2 separate regions of the Mus musculus genome follow, and region 2 is linked to region 1. A link is a loop called in an ENCODE intact Hi-C map of the cell type or tissue named here. Cell type or tissue: left cerebral cortex. All regions are shown on one strand. Links, peaks and the distances in the headings refer to the core of each region. The heading gives the core; the rest is flanking DNA.

What was found. Peaks named below come from ENCODE experiments on the same cell type or tissue, not always from the same donor. Only the 100,000 strongest peaks of a DNase experiment are listed, where the experiment ranks them.
Region 2: it touches region 1 in a loop (3-fold over the local background); 3 of 42 quality-filtered maps call a loop at or near these places.

Annotation. Positions count from the first base shown.
Region 1 is chr4:137,589,576-137,597,650 of GRCm38, reverse strand. It overlaps Usp48 (ubiquitin specific peptidase 48), which reads right to left and starts at 3,479. Exons shown (of 27, transcript NM_001355588.1): 1 at 3,135-3,479. The coding sequence starts at 3,268. In left cerebral cortex, for the core only: no CTCF peak of the experiment used is centred there; DNase peaks (open chromatin) are centred at 2,819, 3,556 and 3,920; H3K4me3 peaks cover 2,446 bases; H3K27ac peaks cover 1,705 bases.
Region 2 is chr4:137,353,591-137,361,665 of GRCm38, reverse strand. Cdc42 (cell division cycle 42) reads left to right here and starts at 3,907. Exons shown (of 6, transcript NM_009861.3): 1 at 3,907-4,020. In left cerebral cortex, for the core only: no CTCF peak of the experiment used is centred there; DNase peaks (open chromatin) are centred at 3,924, 4,694 and 4,794; H3K4me3 peaks cover 2,707 bases; H3K27ac peaks cover 1,292 bases.

The sequences.
Region 1 (8,075 bases), core at 1,542-6,541:
CTAGCCTGGTCTACACATCAAGTTCCAGGCCGACCAGGGATGATGCATACATAGTGAGAAGAGAAGTTCATACCAAAAGTGGGCTGTAAGGCGGCCTGCTGGAGAGGCAAAGGGAGAATCACTCTAAATGCAAGGACAGTTTAAGCCAAGGTCTAAAAACCCACACAAAAGAGGCCAGCAGGACGCATCGAGCCCACCAGGTAGGAGTGAAAATTCCAAGTACTGACCTTTACCTACCCACCCAGCCAGGCACACCCAGGAATCTGGAATATTTAGCTCCATAGCTCTTAACCCTGCTTTTCAAAACAGTTTCAGAAATGCAAACAGTCCTGGAGGCAGGGTGTGGTGGCATGCTCCCAAGGGAGGCAGAGGCAGGCAGATCCACCTGGTCTAGGTAATGAGGCCCTCTCTTCCCTCCTCCACCATACCCCCCCCAAAAGAGGGAGAGAGTGGGGTGGGTTTGAGGGTGTCTAGTATACAGCAGCCCCTGGGTACTAACCCCAGCACTTAGCAGACACAATATAGACTCAGGAAGGAGGCAGGAGGAACAGACACTCAGGGTCATTGTTGGCCACAGAGACTAACATTAGCTCTATGAAGCCCTGTCTCCAAAACAAAACCCTAAAAATAATTTCTCTAAGGAAAATATATGAACAAGCCAGGCATTGTGGCGCACACCTTTACTGTCAGCACTCAGGAGGCAGAGGCAAGCAGATCTCTGAGTTTGAAGACAGCCTATCTAGAGTCCAAGACTACCAGGGTTTGTTATACGGAGAAATCCTGTCTCAAACCAAACCAAAAAAAAAAACAAAAAACAAAAAAAAAAAAAAGGAAGAGGAGGATATTCCACAGTTAACATCAGGGAAAGGGAAATGTAATCAAAACCACAATAAAACAGACAAATTTAAAAATGTAATAAATTAAAATTACAATCTTCCTATACTGCCTGTGAAACATGTTAAGGGAAAAAAATACTGCTCAAACTGTTAAAGACAATTGCCACATGACCCAACAATTCCCTTCCCAACACACATGTGTTCATGAGAGCAATTTATAAGAAGCAAAAAGAAACAATCTACAATCTACAGTCCATCAACTGAAAGATGGTGCTGTGCGTGGCGGCGGCAACTGCCTTTAATCCAAGCATTCAAAAGACAGAGAGACTACAGTGGGGGGGGGGGGGGCTGAAGTTTTTAATCACAGCACTTGGGAGCCAAAGGCAGGTGAGTTAAAGCTAGCCTGGTCTACAGAGTCAGCCAGGGCTACAGAGAGAAACCCTGTCTCAAAAAACAAAATGGATGGGTGGATAGATGGATAAAGTTACATGAACTATGACAGATATATGCATGCAATTCATCCCACAGCTTAAGAGACAGAGGCAGGCATTTCTCTATGAGTTTGAGGTCAACCTAGTCTACAGAGTAGGTTCCAGAACTGTTATACAGAGAAACCCTGTCTCCAACAAAGAAAATAGAAAGAGAGAAAAGAAAAAACAATGGCTAATGTGAACCCGAAAAGATTCTCAACTCAGTTACTAGATAAATGCAAACCAACAAGAAAAGGGGACTGAGAGGGTATCTGTGTACTAGAATACTGGCCTCTATCATCTACAGGATTCTGGATCTATTCAGAGTAGGAGGCAATAAACACACAGACGCCAAATACTACTTCATACCCACTAGAACAGGCTGGGAGTGTAGCTCATACAACACCCGTAGGGTTTGCACAGGGCTCTGGGTTAGAGCTGCAGCACCAACAGAACAATGAATGGCACATGTCTATGGTCCCATGACTCTCATGTTTGAGCACCTACTAGCTCGAAGGACTGTAAGTCCCAGGTAAACACGGGCTAAATCCTCAAACATACAAAACACCAGAGTCCCCAGCTCTACAAAAACAAATTGAAAAAAATTGAAAAAGAAAGAAAGAAAAAAGGATATTGGCAATTGTACAGTATCAAAACAGATCATTTGTGTGTGTGTGTGTGTGTGTGTGTGTGTGTGTGTGCACTAATGCTCAGGTGCCCACTGTGTCTGGAAGAAGGCTTTGCACATGCTCTGGAGCTGGAGTTACAGGTGGTTATCAAGCACCTGGTGTGGGTTCTCAGAACAAATGGTACTGTGATCCTTTGAAGAGAAGCCTGAGCCCTCTTTACTAATTAGCCATCTTTCCAGCCCCAGACTTAACTCTGTCTTTTATATCCCCTGTGCGGGTAATTGAACCAAGGGACTCAAGCATAAAACCACCACTCTACTCTCAAGCTAAACCACCAGCACTGTAACTATACACTTCAAATGAGTGCCTCGGTAAAGCTGTTTCAATTCCACACTATACAAATTGATGCCGTTCCAGAACTTCGAGGAGTCTTAATGTCCTTGTGAGCAGACACCTAGAGTTTAGAAAGATGCACCCGCTTTACTTTTGAAAACTTCCTAACTTACATTATATCTCAAATGAGGCACAGCTCTGAAGCCAGGAACCAAGGCTTCCACGTCTTCCACTTTTCCCTACACGCCCGATGACACGGAGCTATGGAGCATGCCTCGGTTTATCAATTCGATTGAACACAGGCCGGTGCAGGCTACGAGGTGGGGATAAGAAAACCACTCTACGCAAAAAAAGATCAGAACCAAGGGCCACGAAGGGGGAGCAGAATTTAAACAGCTAAAAACACTTTACTCTGCAAAGTGGTGTGGAGTTAGGGTGACCAAAAGAAAACACCTATAGGTCAAAGAGAGCCAGCCAATGAGAGCGGGGGACCGATGACGTAGGTTAACCAAAGGGTTTTCTAAACCTGCTCTCTGCAAGTGATACTTAGGTGATCAGGCCTTCTCAGCGTGCAATGACAGGAGATACAATGTCGACGAAGTTCGCTGTCGGCAAGTTCCCCTTTTACAAGCGAAAAGCGCACAGCTATGCCCAAGATCAAACAACACTCCAGCGTTACTTACTAAGCCCTATCTCCAACTATCTCCACCGCCATCTTCAGGATGCGAGCCCAGCAGCCGCATCACTTCGGGGGCTGCGTAGCTCCCGGGTCGTGCAAACTGAAAGGAGATGCAGTAACACCGTGCATCGCCCTGGTTCCCGGTCCCCCGTCCCCCGATCCCGCCTCGGCCACGCGAGGACCTCACCTGCACACGCCTCGGATACAAGGCTCCAGCCAGATGCGGTAGGCGGTCTCGATGTGCTCCTGCGACACCTCCTCGGGCCGCACCGTCTCCGCCCAGCGCCAGGCCGCCTTCTCCAGCTGCAGCCGCGGAGCCATAGCCTTGACCGAGGTAGCACTCGCCGAGCCCGGTGGCCTCCGGCGCCGCCTCCGTCTCCGCCCGAATGGGCACGGGCCCCTGCCAGCCGAAAGAACCCAGCGCTGCCCTCAGACAGGAGAGCAGTCAATCACCTGCGCGCGCCACGGCCGCCGCGCCCGCCCGCCCGCGCCCAGCTCGCACGACCAGCCGCAAAGCGCCGCCGCCGCCGCCGATACCCGACAGACCCCGCGCCTGCGGACGTTGGAGGCGTACGCCCTGCCGCAGTCTGCGCATGCGTGCTCCCAGGAGTCCCTGCGCCGAAAGCCCATGTAATCCGACTGGCGGAAGAAAGCCAAGCGTCTGCCCAAAGGCGACTCGCCACGTCTTTTTTCCGCCATGGTGAAGGCAGCTAGCTACGCTTCAGCCTCCGTCGTCTACTCCGACGAGCGAGAGCTTGCCCTTGCTTTCCACACTTCCCCTGTTACTGTGACAAAGTTACACCATAGAGTACTCAACGCACACCATAGGGCCACCGGGACTGTGAGTGGGACCTGATAATAGCAGAAACCGAGGCAGCCGGAACGCCACAGTCGGATCGAGGATTTCACTTGAGCCTGGGCGAGTTCCGGCTCCTTGCCCGTGCTTTCTGACGTCACGAGGCGTTATGTGGTTTGCGGATGCTACAACGGGACTACATATCCCAGCGTGCAATGCGCTCTGCCACTCGCGGAGCGCGAGGCATCCTGGGGTTTGTAGTCTTCGAAGTGATAGGCTCAGTCTTTGAGTTGCAGGTTGTTTAGAAGCATACACAGGTCTGGGACGTGTTCTTTGCTGTAGGCTGTTGACCAGAGGGTCAACACTTTGACGTCTTAATTCGTTATGGAGTGTACACCCTAGCTCCCTGCTGTGATATTATTTCCTTTTTGCAACTACTTCCCCTTAGACCTAAAAAAGGCTAAACTGAATCACAGCGTTTTGTAACAGAAAAGAGCTATTACAGCTAAAGAGAGAAAATTCCAGGACTTTAAATATGTAAAAGCCCTGTGGGAATTCAAGGACTAATTCCTCCCTTATCTACTCCTCAACCCACCCCACCAGCCCCCAAGTAACCTTGAACTGAAGTCAAGATTTACTGAAGCAAGATTTGGTCCTTTGGTTGAATTTAGGCTGAAAATAAAAAACACAAAAATCTTCTAAGTCAGGACACACACACATACACCTCCTTTCTTAAAGAATTCCTACACCAGTTGGTTGGTGGTGGCACACACTTTTAATCTCAGGAGGCAGAGACAGGTAGATCTCTGAGTTAGTGGGCCAACCTTGTCTACAGAGTGAGTTCCAGGACAGCCAGGGCCACACAGAGAAACCTCGTCTCCTGGAAGGAAAAAAAAAAAAAGTCAAACAAATAAACACTGAATTCCTATACCACTGGTTAACAGTTGAACACTGTTGTGGGGCCCACCTTTAATCCCAGTACTCTGGTGGTGAAGGGTAGAGCCTTGCAAATTTAGTGAGTTTCTTTTTTTGTTGTTTGTTTGTTTTGTGGGGCCCACCTTTAATCCCAGTACTCTGGTGGTGAAGGGTAGAGCCTTGCTAATTTAGTGAGTTTCTTTTTTTGTTGTTTGTTTGTTTGTTTGTTTGTTTGTTTTTTGGAGACAGGGTTTCTCTGTATAGCCCTAGCTGTCCTGGAACTCACTTTGTTGACCAGGCCGGCCTTGATCTCAGAAATCCACCTGCCTCTGCCTCCCCAGTGATGGGATTAAAGGCGTGCGCCACCACGCCCAGCGAGTTTAGTGAGTTTCATGACAGCCAGAGCTACATACATGGTGAGACCCTGTTGCAAAAACACACATAATAAGTTGAACTACTTTCTTTTTGTTTTTAAGATTTATTTATTCATTTTTTTATGTATGCAAGTATACTTGTAGTTGTATAGATGGTTGTGAGCCTTAATGTGGTTGTTGGGAATTGAATTTTTAGGACCTCTTCTTGTTCCAGTCAACTCCACTCGCTCAGTCCCTGGTCACTCCTGCCCAAACATTTATTTATTATTATACATAAGTACTTTGTAGCTGACTTCAGACACACCAGAAGAGGTGTCAGATCTTGTTACAGATGGTTGTGAGCCACCTTGTGGTTGCTGGGATTTGAACTCAGGACCTGTGGAAGAGCAGTCGGTGCTCTTAACCGCTGAGCCATCTCACCAGCCCCCCAAACTACTTTCTTAAGTTAGAAAAAGGCACCGTTCCAGACTAATATCACAGAGGAAAGAAAATCCTCAGGGACAGCTGAGAGCAGTGGTTTAGCTGTGAGTGAGGGACGGGGAAGGCAAAGGCTAGTGGTGAGAGAGATTTGAATCCTCTTCAGTCTGGGCCAAAGGTAACATTAAACACAGAAATCTCATGAGACTTGCTGCAAAGCCAACTGGTTACAATCCTGCCATTCCAGCACATTCCAGGAGTCAGAGGCAAGAGGATTAGGAGTTCAAGGCTATCATCCTTGGGTAATTAGAAATTTAAATATGTAAAAGCCCTGTGGGAATTCAAGGATTAATTCCTCCCTTATCTACTCCTCAACCCACCCCACCAGACCCCAAGTAACCTGGAACTGCAGTCAAGATTTACTGAAGCAAGAAGGGAGATTCTCAAGGAGGGAATGAGGGGCGGTTAAGAACACTGATTACAGCCGGGCATGGTGGAGCATGCCTTTAATCCCAGCAGTAGGGAAGCAGAGGCAGGCAGATTTCTGAGTTCAAGGCCAGCCTGGTCTTGTGAGTTCCAGGTGAGTTCCAGGACAGCCAGGGCTATACAGAGAAACCCTGTCTCGAAAAAACAAAAACAAACAAACAAACAAAAAAACAAAAACAAAAAAAAGAAAGAGAAAAAAGAAAAGAAAAAAAGAGCACTGATTACTCTTCCAGAGGTCCTGAGTGCAATTCCAGTGTTCACAACCATCTGTAATGGATCGGATGCCCTCTTCTAGTGTGTCTGAAGACAGCTACTGTGTACTCATATACATAAAAATAAATAAACCTAAAAAAAAAAGGAGTGAATGAAAACCTGAAAAAGAGACAGCTGGGGATGATGAAGGAGAAGGCATCTTGTGGGTATGAGGGAGAGCAGAGACAGAGGCATCCACAACAGTCCAGAGTAAACTGGGTAAGCAGAGTGAACTGGGCCATGTGAGGAGACAGGGAAGGTGGCAAGGAGGGAGGAGAGCCAGAAGCCAAGAGCAGTGGCCATGAGCCAAAACCTGGCAGAGCCGAAATAGCCGGGTTATAAAGGAATCGGAGAAGCTGGAGGAATAGCAGCCCAGGCCTTGGGCTGGAGAGTTCAGGGTAGGTGGCAGGATGTGCCAGCCATGAGGGCCCTGGAACAGGTAGGGGCTGAGGGAGACTGGCAGCCGGAGCCCACTTTGATATTGAGTAGGCACCTCAGTTATCCACTGTTTAAGACCCAACAGAAAGAGTTGGAGGACCAGAGTTTGGGTCCCATCACCTACACTGGCTGGCTCACAACTTCCTGTGGCCCCAGTTCCAGGGGATCAGTATGGCCTCTGCAGATAATGCACACATACACACATATGACCAAGCCAGCCAATCATCAGGGTCTCGAGGGAGGGAGGATTTAAAAGAAAAAGACAATTAGAGACATTATAACATGACTCCAGCCAGCGCGGAGCTGAAGAGGGTTTATTTTTTTTTTCTAGTCTGCTTTTATACCATTCTAGGTATATGCAAAGAGTAAAGTCAGTTCTTAGATCAAAGATGAGGAACAAACAATGCAGAGACGAAGTAGTAAAAGAACAAACAAGGCCATAAACAAAGTCCTGCAGGCAATGTGTCTAGGGGTTTATCAGAAGACCAAGATACCAGGAATAAAATACGTTCCTCGGCTCTATTGTCTTGAGCTTTGTCCTAGCCCACTGTAAATATTCTTATCTGAACCTATTCTCTTGTCCTTCCAGCCCAATGTAAATATTCTTACCAATGTCCTTGAAGCAGCATCAAGGGCTCTCCGCACATCTACAAACAGGCAGGCACACACACCACACTAAAAAATAAAGCAGCTGAGCTTGGTGTGGGGGCACACAACTTTGCGGAGCAAAGGCAGAAAGGCAGAAAGATCTCTGAGTTGGAGGCCAGGGTCATCTACACAGTGAGTTCCAGGACAGCCAGGGCTGCTCAGAGAAACCCTGTCTCGAAACACCAAAAAGAAGTTAATGAATAAATAAATAGGGCTAGAGAGGTGGCTCAGTGGTTAAAAGTGCATTCTGCTCTTCCAGAGGTCCTGAGTTCAAATCCCAGCCCCCACAACCATCTGGAGCTCCAGTTTCAAAGAATCCAACACCTAGCCTCTGCCGGCACCTACAGTCACATGCATTTGCCCACATACAGATAGGCCACACTGATACACATAATTAAAATAATAAGAATAATTTTAAATATTTTTTTAAAGAGGAAGAGGGGCCAAAGAGATGGTTGAGGGGGGTTGAGGGTTAAGAGCTTTTGCCGTTGGAAATAGCAGTACACTCCTTTAATCCCAGCACTCGGGAGGCTGAGGCAGACAGAGCTCTGTAAATTCCAGACCAGCCTGGTCTACAGAGTGCAATAATCTACATGAGAATGATACCAACAACAACAAGGACAACACACTAAGCCCATTAAGAGAAAGTGAGGGGCTGGTGAGATGGCTCAGTGGTTAAGAGCATGGGGCTATTCTTGCAAAGGTCCTGAGTTCAATTCCCAGCAAACACATGGTGGCCCACAACTATCCGTAAAGGGATCTAATGTTCTCTTCTGGGATGCAAGTGTACATGCAGATAGAA
Region 2 (8,075 bases), core at 1,856-6,855, 240 kb after region 1:
GAACTTCCATGTGGGTACTGAGAATCAAATATAGGGCAGGTCCTTTGGAAGAACAACCAGTTAGTTCTCTTAACTGAGCTATCTCTCGGGCCATCCCCATATTTAAATACAAAGTATCACAGGAGTGACTGGGAAGTTTCAGGGCTGTAGCAAAGATGGTGTGTGGAGGAGAGGAGTTGGACCATAGTGAAAAGAGGAGTGGATCTCCAGACAGGAGGAGGGGAAGCACACAAGCTGTGCTCCAAGTCTGCTGTGGGCAAGGATATCTGAGATTCTAGCCCTTGTAGAGGGGAGGCAGGAGGCTCAGGATTCTGCGGCCACCCTGAGTGGCATGAGTGTGAAGTAAGTCAGAGCAGCACAGCACCACCCTGTCAAAACCTGGGAAAACCTAATAAAGAGAGAAGAGCTTCCCTGTGGCTGGGAATCTTGAGATGGGCGTGGTATCAGGATCTGGATGAGATGGAGCCCTGGGAGTTATGTAGAGAGGCAGTAGAGTGTTGTACTGCATAGGTGTGGCACTGCATAGCAGCAGACAAGGAGGCAGGGCAATTTTACCAAGATCCTGGTGTTTGGAGTTGGTGAGATGGCTCAGTGGACACACCACACACACAATACAGAACCTTTTTTTTTTTCCCCCTCTTTAAGTCTTGGCTACAGCGCTCTGAGAAATAAGCTCAGTACCAAGGGAGGGCTTGGGAAAAAAACCCAAACAAACAGGGGAATAAAAATAGTCATGTTTGTAATAGAAACCCATGCAACCTGGTCCAGGCAGGGGAGAGTATTTGTTGGCTAATGAGACTGAATACTGAATAAAGCCCGCACCCAGTGGACAGCACAAAGCTCCTGGGTCTTGCTTTTGCATATGGCTTTGTGTGGATCCCATTCTCAGGAGTTAAGAGGCTGTCTGACATGAGTAATACCTGCCCTCAGCACCTCCATTCGTTTAACTGGACAGTTCTCACCAGGTTCTAGGACAGAGTCTCACTGGGTCCCATGCCTGCTGCTGATTCAGCATTGCAGTGATTGATCAAACCTGGGTTACACACACCCATCCCTACAGGTAGGAATGGCTTCAGGTTCATCTCTAGTGCCGCGTTAAAGCTGGGATCGAGGGTGCTGAAGAGGTGGCTCAGTGGTTAAGAGCACTGACTTGCAGAGGACCAGGGTTCAATTCCCAGCACCTACATAGCAGCTCACAACTGTCTGTAACCCCAAGATCCGACACACTCACACAGACATACATGCAGGCAAAACACAATGCACATAAAATAAAATAAATAATTAAAAAAAAGTCGGAGTTGAGGCTGCTTCAAGAGAAATGGCAATGAGAGACTATGAGAGACAAGAAGTAGATGCTTGAACCAGAACTACAGGTGAGGTAGAATTGGGCACCCTATGATAACCAGTTTTATGTCAACTTGACACAAACTAGAGTCATCAGAGAGGAGGGAGCCTCAATAGAAAAGAATGCCTTCATAAGACCAATCTGCAGGCAAGTCTATAGGGCATTCTCTCAATTAGTAACTGTCAGGGGAGCCCATTGAGAGTGAGCCATCTCTGGGCTGGTGGTCCTAGGTTCTATAGGAAAGCAGGATGAGCAAGCTAGGGGAGCAAGGCAGTGAGCAGCATCCCTCCATGGCCTCTGCATCAGCTCCTGCCTCCAGATTCTTGCCATTTGAGTTCCTGTTCTGCCCTCCTTCAATGATGGGCTACAACGTGGAAGCATACACCAAATAAACCCTTTCCTCTCCAAGTTGCTTTTGGTCATGGGGTTTCATCATAGTGATAGAAATCCTACCTAAGACACCTGCAGCCTGCCATCCTGTTCATTTAACGGAGCTGGAGCTAGGAGGACTGGGGTGTGGGAAGGAGGCAGGAGAGACTGGCGTCTGGGTTGGCAGCAAGGGATGGGGTAGATTAGGGTCAAGGAGTAACCCCACTCCAACTTGGGGTGGTGGAAAGGTCAAGGTCAAGGGTCACTTTCTGACAAAAAAAAAATCAGCCCAAGAGACAAAGTTAGTCCTTGTCCTCAGAATAGACGAGGAAAGGCCAAACACTTGGGTGACATCCCATCAAGATACAGCAGCTGGTGGAAAGGCCAGACATTGTCTGGGACATTCATGGGACTTCGAGGCAGGATAAAAGAAAGGACACAGCCAACCTGCCTTGGGAACAGAGAAAACTGTACTTTCTCTCAAGCCAAAGAAATTGATGAGGTTTTTTTGTTTGTTTGTTTGTTTTGTTTTGTAATCACAAGTTGCCATTTATGGTCATCGGAGTGGAGGGTGTGGCTGAGTGGCAGAGCACTTGCCAAGTATCTGGTGAGCCCTGGGTCCTCCCTGGCATCGGAGAAAGGCTAGACAACTTCGATCCCTATAGGGTGAGATTGCCCACATAGGGAAATGCCCACAGGGTAGAATGCAGCCTTGCTATAAGCGGGGCTTCGTTCGACACAGAACGATGTTTACAGTACAGCTTTGAAAGAAGTAGATTGCAGGCTGGGAGGTGGCTTAGAGGGCAAAGTGATTGCTGCGCAGGTGTGAGGACTTGAGTTCGAATCCCTAGGGCCCACATAAAGCTGGATGCAGGAGCACACATCTGAGGTCTCAGAGTTCTGCCTCCTTAAGACACACCCTCCTGTTTTTTGAGAATGGATGTTTTGTATCCTAGGACACTCTGAATCTTCTATGCAACCAAGGGTCACCATAGATTTTTCTGCTTCCACCTCCCAAGTGCTGGGATTACAGCCATCCATCTCAGAGCTTGGATTATGAATGTGGTAGAGGCACTAACGTGGGGCTTCGTGCATTCTTGGCAAGCTCTCTACCGACTGGGCTACATCTCCAGCCCGCAAGAGAACATTACTGAGATAAGGTTCCTCTAATGTTGGGGAGCATCTGACAGAAGGCTAGGCTCTCTATTCTCCAGCAGCTAGTACACGGCCAGAGAAGGCAGCTATTCAACAGGCGCCGAGATGACAGGGAAGAGAAGGATTTGATAGGTCAGATCCAACCAAAGGGGCCAGGGGAGAGCACTCAGGGACAGTAAATGTAGGACTTTTTTGAGGGGGAAAGTCTTTAGTTCTAAACAAAACCGAGGGTGATACTCAACTCCCACTCCAAAAACAGACAGATAAAGCTGTGCACAGCAAGTCACTTCCTCTCTCAGAGAAGCAAAGAGGCAGGCTATGGAGGGGCACGCCTATAAGCTCAGCACTTCGGAGGTAGAGGCTTAGCAGTTTAAGATCAACCTCTGGTACCTAGTTAAGCATTCAAATCCAGGCTGCGCTAAACGAGATCACGTCTCAAGTTATTAAAAACAAAACAAAACAAAACAAACCCGGTAGCCTGGGTATGGTGATGCACACCTTTAATCCCAGCACCCAGGAAGCAGAGGCAAGGGATTCTCTGAGTTCCAGGCTAGCCTGGGCTCCACAGCAAGTTTCAATACAGCTAGGGCTACCCATGGAAAGAAACTCTTGTCAAAAAACAAAAAACAACAACAAAAAAGAGAGAGACAGCTCAGGCATGGTAGTACATTTCTTGAAATATCAGAACTCTGGAAGCAGAGGCAGTAGTATTGCTGTGTTCTGGGACAGCCTGGTCTACATAGCCATTCTGGGATAGCAAGGGCTACATAATGACACCCTGTCTCAATAAAATAAACAAAAATATAAAAGTAAAACATATTTACAACACTTTTCTTCACGAAGTTGCAAGACTCAAAATAAACTTTAGTTACAACACCGTGCACATCATTGTTCATAGTTTTATTACGGATAAAAAATACCGTTAAAAGGCGCAGAGAGCCAACCAGAGCATGCAAGGAACGCAGCCCGCGCGCGTGCGCGCCAAGGGGCGGAGCCCGAGCCGCCCTCAGCCCCTTCTCTCTCTTTGTCCCTCCCACTTCCGCGGGCACCCAACCATGCGTCCCCTGCGTGCTGACGTCAGGCGCGTGCCCCTGTCCGGCAGCCGAGGAGGCCCCGCGCAGTGCTGCCAACGCCCCGGCGGAGAAGCTGAGGTGAGTGCGGGGCCCGAGAAGCCTCCCTGCGGGAGCGTCTTCTGCGCCGCCCGGTCCCCTTCGCGTGTCCCCCCCCCCCCCGTCCTCTCTCGGTTCTCGAGGATGCTCGCGGGCAGGGGCATCCCGGTGCTTGCGGGCGGTGGGCCGCGAGGGAGGGCTTGCCGGGGTCGCGTGCGCCCGCCGGCCCGGGTTCTGAGGGAAGCGAGGCGGGGTCGCGGCGAGGCTTAGGGCTGGAATGGCGGCGCGGCGCGGCCGGGGATGGCGGCGGCCGAGGGCACAGCCCGGCCGAGCTGTCAGCGGCGGCGGCGGCGGCGGCGGCGGCGAGAGGACCGGGCACACCCATCCCACCCGCTCCCCTCCCCCTCCGGCCGCCCGCGGGCTCCGAGGCCCCGGGGCGCGGGGTGGGAGACGCCCGGTCCGGACCGGGGTCGGAGGCCGGGGGCTGTCTCTCCGTTGTGGGCCTCGACTTCCTGCTTCCCCGGCCCCGCCACGGACGCGTTGCGGCTGGCGGGGGAGGGGAGCGGAACTGCGGCCGCAGGGCCGGGCCGGGCCGGGGCCGAGGTGACGGACCGGGCGGCTCTGCGCCTGCGCCCCTCGGCGGTCTCCAGCCCCGCGCCGTGTCCTCTCCTGCCCCGCGGCTCCCGGGGCTCTCCTGCCGGGGCCGGCCTCTTTGCCATCCGGGACCTGCCTAAGCACCTCCCGAAACCCCGCCTGGCCACTTACTCAGTTCCTCGTTCCTAGCAGGAAATTTTCTTTGTCGGTTATTATTACTATTTTGTAAATTCCTCTTTCCACCCCTTTAACTCTGGGAGAAATTCAGTGTGGAAGATTACGTCATCGCAGCATAAGGGGTGAGAGTTTTAACTCCTACAAGTCAGGGCTATTCAAATTAAGACAGCATCTTGCGGCCTTTGTGGGTCAACCCAGCACATTGGTTCAGAGTAAGGTGGCAATTTTTTTTTGTTGTTGTTGAAATCCTGTTGCCTGTCTTCAGGCTGCCTGAGATGCACCTAAAATACCGAAGGTTCAAAATCTTAGGTTTAAGTTATTTTGGTCAGGGAATATACACTGTCTGCAGCCACTTGTGTAGGTATGATCTTTAAAGGACCCCTTGGCTATATACTCGGGTGAATTGCAGGAGCAATTCTTTGCCACACTAATTGTGACTTACTTGATGTAAAGAACCCAACTTCAGTGCATGGTTTGAAGAATGAGGTGAAAAGAGAATTTCGTCATACCCCTGATTTGTCTTTGTTAGGATTGCAACTTCAAAGTTGCATGCTTTAGTTTTTCCATTAAAAGGGCTTTTGGATTTTTTTTTTTTTTTTATCTTGAGACAGGGTCTCCATATGTAGCCCCGGTTAACCTTAAACATAGAGGGACCTCCTAGTCTCTGCCTCTCAAGAGCTGGGCTTACAGGAATGAGCTACTTGAATTACCAACCTTGATTTTAATTTCTAACCCTAAAAACTTGAGTAATATTTTTAGATCACTAGAATGGTGTGTCCTTTGATTATAGTACACACTAGCATTGAAGAACATTAACACTGCAAAGCAAATGATATCCAGTGCATCCCTGTAAGGGTGGCTCATGTTTGAACAAGACTTTTCCCATTATTGCTCATTTGTATAGAAAATGATGTTTGTAAAATACTGGAGTGGTGGATTCAAATTGGCTTTCTGTAGTTGGTAGTTGTGGAGCTTGAATCTTCCAAAATCTTCCAAAATTTGTTAGCCTTAATGTGACATATAGGAATATAAAATTGGAATACTTACCTACTATTGTGTTTTTTTTAGCCTATATTTAAAAGGTTTATATGTGCACCATTTTTTTTTTTTTAATTAACTAGTTTGGGCTGGTGAGATGGTATAGTGGATAACAACACTTGTCCAACAGGCCTGACTACCTTAGTTGGGTCCCCCAGAACCCAAAGTGGAAGGAGTGAATCCTCTCCAAAGTTGTTCTCCATTGGGCCTTAGTGGTCCTAGCCTTTAATCCCAGCCCTGGGGAGGCAGAGGCAAACTCTTGAGTTTGAGGCTAGACTCATCTACACAGCCTGTCTTGAAGAATCAAAAACAAAAGCTGTCTTCTGATCTTCACACTCTTGCCAGTGTGTATGTGTACAAATAAATGCACACAATAATAATAAAAATTAAAAACACAATTAGTTTGATTTTGACATAAGAGATTGGCAACTGAGTATTTACAAGGAGTTTGTTTTTAAACAATTTGTTCAAGACCCTAAAGTGCCTTATATTCTGTTAAACTCTTATTTAAATTCAAGATGTTTTCATATTGAGACAATACCTGTGCTTAGTAAACACATTCCCTGCTCCGGTGATCCTTGTAAACCCATCAAGACTAAAGTTTACAAAGTTTACAAATCTTTGCAAAAAGATTTGTTTTCTTAGGAATATTTTTGTAGATTATTTTATTTCAGATTTTCATACATGTGAAACATTTTATATTTTGACCACCCTATCTCCCTCCTCTGTCCCTCAGCTCTCCCCTCAGTGAGTCCATCTCCCAACTCTTGTTCTTTTTTGTGACCCACTGAGTCTAATGCTGCCCCACATTTCTAGTTACTTTTATGATACGTATACTGCAGATTTTTTTTTTCTTTTTTTTTGGTCTAATGTACTTTTTGGAGGAGAATTGATGGGGCTTGAATGCACAGTCAAACTTTGATCTTTGATTCATAGGGCTATAATTTAAGTGGTTCTTCCATTTTAGTTTTAGTTTTTTGTTTTTTGTTTTTTTTTTTAAAGAGGATAAGGGGCATTTAATTACAAGATCTCTTATGAAAGGGAACAATTCATATTGAGTGTATTTTTCTCCCATAAACAGCTCTCTATATTCCTCAATGTAAAAGGGCTATTCTTTATTTCTCTGATACTGCCTTTTCAGTCTTTGCAGAATGTTTGCTGCCAGTTTCCCCTGATCAAACATAAGTAAGTTGTGGGAAGTCAGGGCTTTGACTTGGTATGGTTATTCTGTATCCCTGGCACCTAGGTAGGATACTGCCATACATATGGTGGGCTTTAATAAATATTTGTTGAATGAGTATATTTGGTAATAATGTCTGAGGGTTATTCATTTACTGTACATCCCGTAGGCCTTCCTGTTTGTTTCCTCAGATTTGTTTACTTATATGCCTAGTCAGCTGTATCCAAATCTGGGCTCACTGAAACTTGCTAAGCTTTTCTTGCTTGACCTTATCCATCTGTTTAGTACAGTGTTTTCTACAGCTGCACTATCTGGAAAATTTGCCATCAACTAGAAAGTCATCTGGACATTATTCTTTTATTCTTCTAAAACAAATCCAGACTTAACCTGTTTCCTCATTTTCCTGTATTTATGTGTTTGCAAATAGTAGCTTATTTCTGTCCCCTTCTTCACCCCCTGCTGTGTCAAGTTTCCTGGTCATGTGATGTTTTGCCCCTTGTGAGTTTCTACTTTTAGTTGCTCATCTCTTCTATCCAAAGTATTTTTACTGAAGCGTTTTTTGTTAGTGCTATTCCACTTTGTCTGCCACTGCTGGTGTTAGTTTAGAGTGTTAAGAGTTCCTCTTCACTAGTTACCCTGGGACGTGGGTCTCATACTGTTTATTCCAAATGAAGAGACTAAATGTTTTGTCACCTACATGGTGTCCTTCCTTGCAGTTTTGAGAATTAAGAAGCTTGTCAAGGCAGCACATCCCTATAATCTTAACACTTGGAAAGTACAGAAGAATCTGGAAGAAGTTTAAGGCCAACCTTGGTGACATGCAGTTCTAGGCTAGTCTGAATTACATGAGACCATGTCTCAAAAAAAAAAAATCAGTTTTCAATTTTTAAAATTAGAGTCTCCTAAGTTACCAAGGTTAGCCTTGAACTTTCCTTACTTTTATCTCACTTTCTATCAGTAGCTAGGGTTACAGACCTGAGCTACCAGGCCCAGCTTAGAATTGGTATGTGTCTAGGTTTATTTTGTGTGAATGAGTATTTTGTTTGTATGTGCGTATGTATGTGTACTGTGTGTGTGCCTGGTGCCCACAAAGGTCAGAAAATGTGGT